3 separate regions of the Mus musculus genome follow, and regions 1 and 3 are each linked to region 2. Evidence: chromatin loops called from intact Hi-C (ENCODE). Cell type or tissue: heart. All regions are shown on one strand.

Evidence for each region. A loop is a pair of places that touch in the nucleus more often than their neighbours do. Peaks named below come from ENCODE experiments on the same cell type or tissue, not always from the same donor. Only the 100,000 strongest peaks of a DNase experiment are listed, where the experiment ranks them.
Region 1: it touches region 2 in a loop (7-fold over the local background); 9 of 42 quality-filtered maps call a loop at or near these places.
Region 3: a loop joins it to region 2, with 3 times the contacts of the local background. A loop is called at or near these places in 9 of 42 quality-filtered maps.

Annotation. Positions count from the first base shown.
Region 1 is chr12:8,356,219-8,358,718 of GRCm38, reverse strand. No RefSeq gene overlaps it. Among named protein-coding and RNA genes, the nearest start is that of Gm33134, 6.5 kb to the left of the region's middle. In heart, a CTCF peak has its summit at 1,208; a DNase peak (open chromatin) is centred at 1,118; H3K27ac peaks cover 1,446 bases.
Region 2 is chr12:8,444,760-8,447,259 of GRCm38, reverse strand. No RefSeq gene overlaps it. Among named protein-coding and RNA genes, the nearest start is that of Gm51967, 3.0 kb to the left of the region's middle. In heart, a CTCF peak has its summit at 1,429; DNase peaks (open chromatin) are centred at 1,549 and 2,109.
Region 3 is chr12:8,344,003-8,346,502 of GRCm38, reverse strand. No RefSeq gene overlaps it. Among named protein-coding and RNA genes, the nearest start is that of Gm33134, 19 kb to the left of the region's middle. In heart, no CTCF peak of the experiment used is centred here; DNase peaks (open chromatin) are centred at 762 and 1,392; H3K27ac peaks cover 1,644 bases.

The DNA.
Region 1 (2,500 bases), 89 kb after region 2:
GTCAATGCCAGGGCCCTGGTGACTAGAGATGAGAGGGCAGAGGACACAAGGCCAGGTGCCTGACATGGTGATCTGGAAGGGACTCTGGCCAGCTAGAGCATAGCAAGCAGGGTTCTGGCAGGCCTTGCTCTTCTCCTCCATCCCCTCTGCCTTGCTAAAAACTGTTAGATTGCATTCCTAAAGCTAGCCCCCAAGGTCTAGTCCCTTATTTGGTCACTTCCTCTTGAGGCTGACTTCTAAGGTCCAGCTATCAAAGTACTGAAGTCCAGCAATCAAAAGCTCTCCTTGGCTCACCTAATTAACATGCCCAGTTAAAATCAAACACCTCATTCTAACACAGGTCTTCCCGGCTTACACTCAACAAGAAGTTTACCTCTATTAACCACCATTTGCCTGTGGGCCATGCCTGCCTCCTCTCTATCCAGAGGCAGTCCTTTGTTCCCCTCCAGGAGAAAAATTCCCACCTCTCCCTTGTCCTTCCTCTTCTCCCTCATCCGCTATCTCCTGTCTTTGTCTTTTATCCCTTGCCCTTCATCCCTCTGGGATAAATAAATCTCCTTTGTGCTGAGATTTGGTCTTGGGGTGTTTTGAACTGGTCCTTTCAGGTCTCTGGAGGCCACTTCCCTGGAGGCCCCAGGGAGCTTTTCTCAAACTCTTCCAGCATGCCCGAATGTGCTCGTATTTTGTATTTTCAGGGTGTTCTCCCTCAGAACCCCACTGCTCAACTCCGGAGGAAGATGTTCTCCTTTTCCACACAGTGATTTCACATATGCCGTTAAGACAATGGCAGGCTGGGAATCAAACCCAATATGTCTAAGCCAGAAGTCTCCGTGTCTCCCCACCCCCCTCATTTCTGTACCCCAATGCTGGCTTCTCTGTAACTCAGACTCCCTGCATATGATCCATCTGAAGCTGAGACTGGAGCTTCCGTTTAATGTCCCACAGGAGAAAAGGAGAAAGAAGCATAGCTGCTCTGACTTCCAAGCCGAGTCTGTCTCTCAGGATGCCTGTTGTTGCCAAGAGACATGAAGCAGATGTCTTGGCAGTAGCTTCAAACACTTCCTGCCAAACCAGGGGAGAGCTTGTCTTCAGTCTAGCTGCAGCCAAGAGAGACAAGCCCCAGCCCACATTAGTCACAGGAAATGCTCGCACACACAAGGAGAGAGAGAACATCTCAAACCTGGGAGGCCCGCAGCTCCTGGCGGTCAGCCTCTCTTCAGCAGGATTTCAACACTGAGTACAGAAGTTGCTTGGCTAGGCTGTGACAGGCTTCAAGGGTCCAGCCTCTACCCTCACACAACCGATAGACTTCCCAGGTCATCCCATCTTTCCCATCATGCTTTGCTCCATGGTGTCCTGGTTTGACAGGGAAGGAGACCTGGAAGGGAAGTTCTACTGTGACACTCTAGGTTTCTCTTTTTAATTTTTTAGGGGGTTGATAAAATGCACAGAGCATAACATTTACCATTCTAATCATTCCCAAGTGTCCAATTCGGTGGTATTTAGTGCGTTCACCATATGGTGCAACCATCACCGCCACCCATTTCCAGACCATTTGCCACTGCAGGAAGCTGCTCACACTCAACAAGAAATTTCTTCTCACCCCTCCCTCCCCTAGCCTCTGGTAAGTGGCCTCTCATCTCTGTCTCCAACTTTTCCATGGTTTATGTAATTCATATAAATAGTATTCTATAGCATGGCTTCATTCACTCGGCTTAGAGTTCCCAAAATTCATTCATATTTTAGCTACTATACTTGATGTATTTTATGGCTGAATAATATTCTATTGTATGGACATACCACATTGTATATTCACCCATCAGTTAATGGGCATTTCGGTTGTTTGTACTTGTAGTTTATTATAAACAGTGTTACACAATTTTTTATGTTTCATTTTTTTCAAATACCTGTCTTGAATGATCTTGCCTGTATAACTTAGTCCTTGGATTGCTGGGGCATATCATTTCTATTTAGAAGTTCTGATGAATGTTTTAAGAACCACCAAGGGGTCTGGCAAGATGGCTCAGCTGGTAAGAGCACTGACTGCTCTTCCAAAGGCCCTGAGTTCAAATCCCAGCAACCACATGGTGGCTCATAACCACCCGTAATGAGATCTGATGCTCTCTTCTGGTGTGTCTGAAGTCAGCTACAGTGTACTTACGTATAATAATAAATAAATCTTTGGGCTGGAGTGAGCAGGGACTGAGTGAGCAGGGACTGAGTGAGCAAGCAGGGTTGACCTGAGTGAGCAGATATCCTAAAAATTCAATTCCCAACAGCCACATGAAGGCTCACAACCATCGGTACAGCTACAGTGTACTCATATACATAAAATAAAATAAGTAAATCTAGAAGAAGAAGAAGAAGAAGAAGAAGAAGAAGAAGAAGAAGAAGAAGAAGAAGAAGAAGAAGCAAGCCAAGCTAGGTTTAATCCCTGAACTCAGGAGGCAAAGACAGGTGGATCCCTTAGTTCAAGCCCAGCTTGGTTTACAGAGCAGGT
Region 2 (2,500 bases):
TGACAGAGCTTTCAAGATCAAAGTCGTTCCTGTCTCTTGGAGAGGAGACAAGGGGAGATCACATTTCAAAAGAATTCAGAGGGGAAGGAATTAATCCATTTGCTGACACGGGGCCTTTCATTTTGCTCCAGAGATGCCCTGTCTGTCCTTCCTGGTGAAGCTGATTCCTTTGCCTAAAGAAAGCTTAGCTTTCTTAATTAAACCCTAGAGGGTTTTCGTCAAACCTTAAGTGGGATGAGACAATTTGTGGAAACGGCTACAACAAGCCCTCTCCACAGCCACTGCCCTACTATGTAACAGTGATACTGTGACCACTGGCTTCCTCTCCCAAGTAGGGCTACACCTGGCTTCTTCTGTTACCTGGGGAAGAAGTCAAGGTCAAATTCTGACCCTTACTAGGGCCAGAATATTAGTATCTCTGGTACTTTGACTCCACTCAGAGGATGCTATGGTCATGGTGTCTGGGAGGATACAAGGAAAATAGCAGGCTTTGAAAAGCTACAGGAAGACGGTTTGCTGGCTCTGCCATCTAAGGAGCTATGAGACCGTGGGAAGACATCTTCAGTTCTCTAAGTCACTTCTTTATCACCTTTTTAGACATACAGATCACTCAGTGAGTGTGTACAGTAAATCAAGACCCTTTGTTACATCATTTAGCCCTTTTAAGAACTCGATTGAGGGCTGGAGAGATGGCTCAGTGATTAAGAGCACTGAGTGCTCTTCCAAAGGTCCTGAGTTCAAATCCCAGGAACCACATGGTGGCTCACAACCATTAGTAATGAGATCTGATGCCCTCTTCTAGGGTGTCTGAAGACAGAGACAGTGTTCTTACACATAATAAAATAATAAATCTTTGGGCCAGAGTGATCGGGGCTGGAAAGAGAAGAAAATGTGTCTGAAGACAGCTACAGTGTACTTACACATAATAAATAAACAAATCTTTCACACACATACACACAAAAGAACTCGATTGAGTAAACATTATGCCTATTTTATGCATTTTTAAAAACCAACAAAGTTTGGGGATATTTCCAAACTTTTCCAAAGACCAGCTGGCAAGTAATGGGGACAAGATTTCATCGGGCTCCGTGTGATTCCAAAGATGATGGGTATGTGGTAGAGTAGCCCTTAAGAAAAGATGTCACCTGTTCTAAGTCCCCAAACCCTGTGAATGTGCCCTCACCTAGCAAAACAGAACTTGTACATGCCGTTATGGATCTTGAGATGAGATCACACAGGCTCACAAGGAGGGAGTCATGTAAAGAGAGACCCAGCACCTTGAATGCTCTCCTAGCCTCCAGAGCGGCGAAAGGTTGAAGGACGGTTGTGTCCCACTCTGGGGCATTTACGTAGACACTCTTCAGATACTGCTAGCACAGTGGGCAGTGGATTCAGCTGCAGTGTAATGCTCGGCTTTAGCCCTAGGAGACTCACACACTGGAGCAACAGTGACGGAAAAAAAGATGTAACGCTAGTTAGATCCTCGCAGGCTGGATCGTGCTGTTCAACTCTGCTCCTGCTTAGCACAGCCAAGTGGCCTCGAGCCACCTCCCTTGGGAAGCCACACTGAAAGGACAGGGCGAGATTCCCATAGACTAGGGACAGGGCGGGGAAGAATCTCCCATAGCAGAGCAGAAAGCTCCCTGCCTCCTTTTGACAGCTGTCCTGCCGTGAATTTCTGTTATGTGTGGTGGCACCCAGGCTCCCCACCTGCTCCCATCTCAGGCCAACTGGGCCAGGAGAGTTGGTACAAAGAGCCTTTGGTGAAAGACCACGGCTGGGAGTCAGCCCCAGGCTCCTATATATGGAACTGGCCATTTGCCCTGTCTGGGCTGGGCCTTGAGTCAACCTTTTGCAAAATTGAACACAGTCTGCTTTAAGGAGCCTTGAGAAGAGCTGTGGAATGATATGGGTGATGGTAAGGCATGCTCTCTGTTTCTGTTCATGTTTAACCAGGTGCACCCTTGAATGTCTATTGGAGGGACAGACAAACGGATGCTGTTCCTGATTGACAACTCCTCAGGGTTTCCTGTTAGGCTCCTGCATGTATCTTTCTGGGAGGGATTTGGCATCTGTGACTTTGTTTCCAAAGCCTTCTGGGTATGGTGGAATAGTACAAGAACTGGGCCATGTCCAACACCAAGAGAAAAATAATTGAGGAACTTAGAAGCTAGATAGAAAGCAAGTGTGGGACAGCGCTGGGGCCAACAGTAGGGGAAAGGACAGAGGCATTGCAGATCTCCTGAGAAGGGGATCATGGGATTGTAGCCGTGGCAACCACAGTGGTGGTCCTAATGTAGAATGTAAACAGTCCATGCATCTATCTAGGTCCCCTACGATATGTGTGTGAGAGATTCTCTTTTGGGAAGGAACATGTTTCATTTTGGGTAGATGGTGAGCACAGGGTACTCTAGAGCAGGATTCATAGCCGCAGAAGCCTGGGACTTGGATGTTGCTGTTGTAGACACCAAAGGCTCTGTAAGACTAGGGCAGCTTCCTT
Region 3 (2,500 bases), 100 kb after region 2:
GCACAACACCCAGCACCTATAACAGCCAGTGCTTCGGAGAGGCTCACTGAGCGGAAGCCACAGGCCTCGATGACTCCACCTGGCCACTGCCACTTAGTAGGCAGCTCCTTGGGTAAGAGTCCCTCTACGACCAGCTCCCTAAGCTTCTTCAAGCACAGCTACAACTCAGCCAAAGTACATCCTATTTCAGGAATTGAGAGAGTCAGTCTTTTTGTTTGTTTGTTTTTTGAGACAGGGTTTCTCTGTGTAGCCCTGGCTGTCCTGGAACTCACTCTGTAGACCAGGCTGGCCTCGAACTCAGAAATCCGCCTGCCTCTGCCTTCTAAGTGCTGGGATTAAAGGGGTGTGCCACCACCGCCTGGCTGAGTTAATATTTTAAAAAAAGATTTATTTATTTTATTTATATGAGTACACTGTAGCTGTCTTCAGATACACCAGAAAAAGGCATCAGATCTCATTACAAATGGTTGTGAGCCACCATGTGGTTTTCTGGGAATCGAACTCAGGACCTTCAGAAGAACAGTTAAGTGCTCTTAACTACTGAGCCATCTCCCCAGCCCCTGCGATAATCTTTTCAAAACATATTCGATTGCGAGCATTTCATAGGACACCTGTGCACAGGTGTGAACAGGTTCCTACAGCAGTGGGAAGAGGACGTCACGATCCCTTCGATCTGCAGTTACAGGTGGCTGTGAGAAACCCAACCTGTCATGGGTTGTAGGTCCCAGACTTTGATCCTTTAGGAGAGCAGCAAGCTTCCATGATCCCAACCTGACCACCTCTCACTAAAGTGCTGAGAGTCACATGAGGACTGCTAGCTGTTTGTGTCACTTCTCTACCAGTCCCTGGCCACCTTTCTCCTGACTCCTTAGGGTATAGAGTTGGGTAATGATTGCTCAAAACAACAGTCTGCAGTCCATGGGGGCATCTAAGACTAGAACTGAGGGCTCAGCTACTCCAAGGCACTTTGCACATCATGCCTGCTCTGGGCTGTCCTCAGCCTATGGAGAGGTAGCTGAACTGGGAAGTACCTGGCATCCAGGCAGGAGATACACTGGTGGCTTTGTGGTCCTCTTCTGGGGATGCGTATAGCCCGGGTGGTGAGCGAGCTCGAAAGCTAAGCACACACAGCCTTTCACATCAGCCTGGCTCTGGATGGCAGTCTGTAGACACCAAGCCTAGTGATAGCTAGGAACAAAGAGCAGCAGGACTTGGCTGTGATTAGCCTCTGCAGCAAGGACTCTAGTTTCAGAGCCGATCCTTGAGCACATGGGCATGACCAGAGATGCAGAAATGGCCCCTCTATGCAGCAGAGCACAGGATGCCAGCCCGGCCAGAATTAGCCCCAGAACTGGGACTTTGCAGAACTGTCTCAAGTTCACAATGTTCTAAGAACAACACTGGGAGGAAGGGAGCAGCGGATGCAGCCGCTGGCAACACTTCCTGCCCACGGGGCCCATAATAGCCCCAAAGAAGCACACACTGCTGCCCAGCCGTCACTTTCTCTTGCTTGGAGATACTGGAGCTGCGGGCTCCCGAAGAGTCAGTCCTCAGAACAGAACAGCCGTTAGTTCACCCTCAAGAACACAGACTCCAACTCAGTCCTAAGAATTCAAACCTAAGTACTGGGAAGAGAGGCTGAGGGGTGGCTCAGACTGCACACATCTGAGAATCCCTAAGAAGCTGTTTGCTCTGTGGTGGGTGGCAGCCTGCAGAGCTGTATGCTGAAGAACCCGACATGCAGCAGTGCCGTGCTGGGCTGCTGGGGTGCAAGGCTAGGCCTGTGTATTATATCCATCAGGTGGGGCATGTCTGAAATCATGGTACTTCCAGTTCCATGTGGAGAACCCAAGATGAGAATCTGGAGGGAAGGGGTCCTCATTCCACACGGGGCTTGGCTGAGTGATTACTAGCCAGAGACTCCTTCTGGGCCCTCTGCCTCAGTTTACACAGTGGGAAAAACTAGATCTCCTAGATCCCTTCCTTCCTTCCTTTCTCCTAGTTCCAGCTAAGAGACAGTCTGGAGGGCTGGGCCAGAGTTAGCAGACATAGAATACCTACCCTGGTTACAAAGGACTATTCCAGCCCCCCACCAGAGAGAGAGAGAGAGAGAGAGAGAGAGAGACAGAGACAGAGACAGAGACAGAGACACAGAGAGAGACAGACAGAGAGACACAGAGACAGAGACAAAAGAGAGACAAGGCAATAGAGAGGGGGAGACAGAAACGGAGATAGACACACATAGAGAGAGACACACAGAAACAAAGAGACAGAAACACAGAGAGTCAGAGGCATAGAGTACCTTCCCTGGTTACAAGGGACTATCCCAGCCTCCATCACAAAGAGAGAAAGGAAGAGACAGACAGAAAGACAGAGATAGAGAGGTGGGGATAGAAATAGACAGAGACATGGAAACAGACAGACAGACAGACAGACAGACAGACACACACACACACACAGAGAGAGAGAGAGAGAGAGAGAGAGAGAGAGAGAGAGAGAG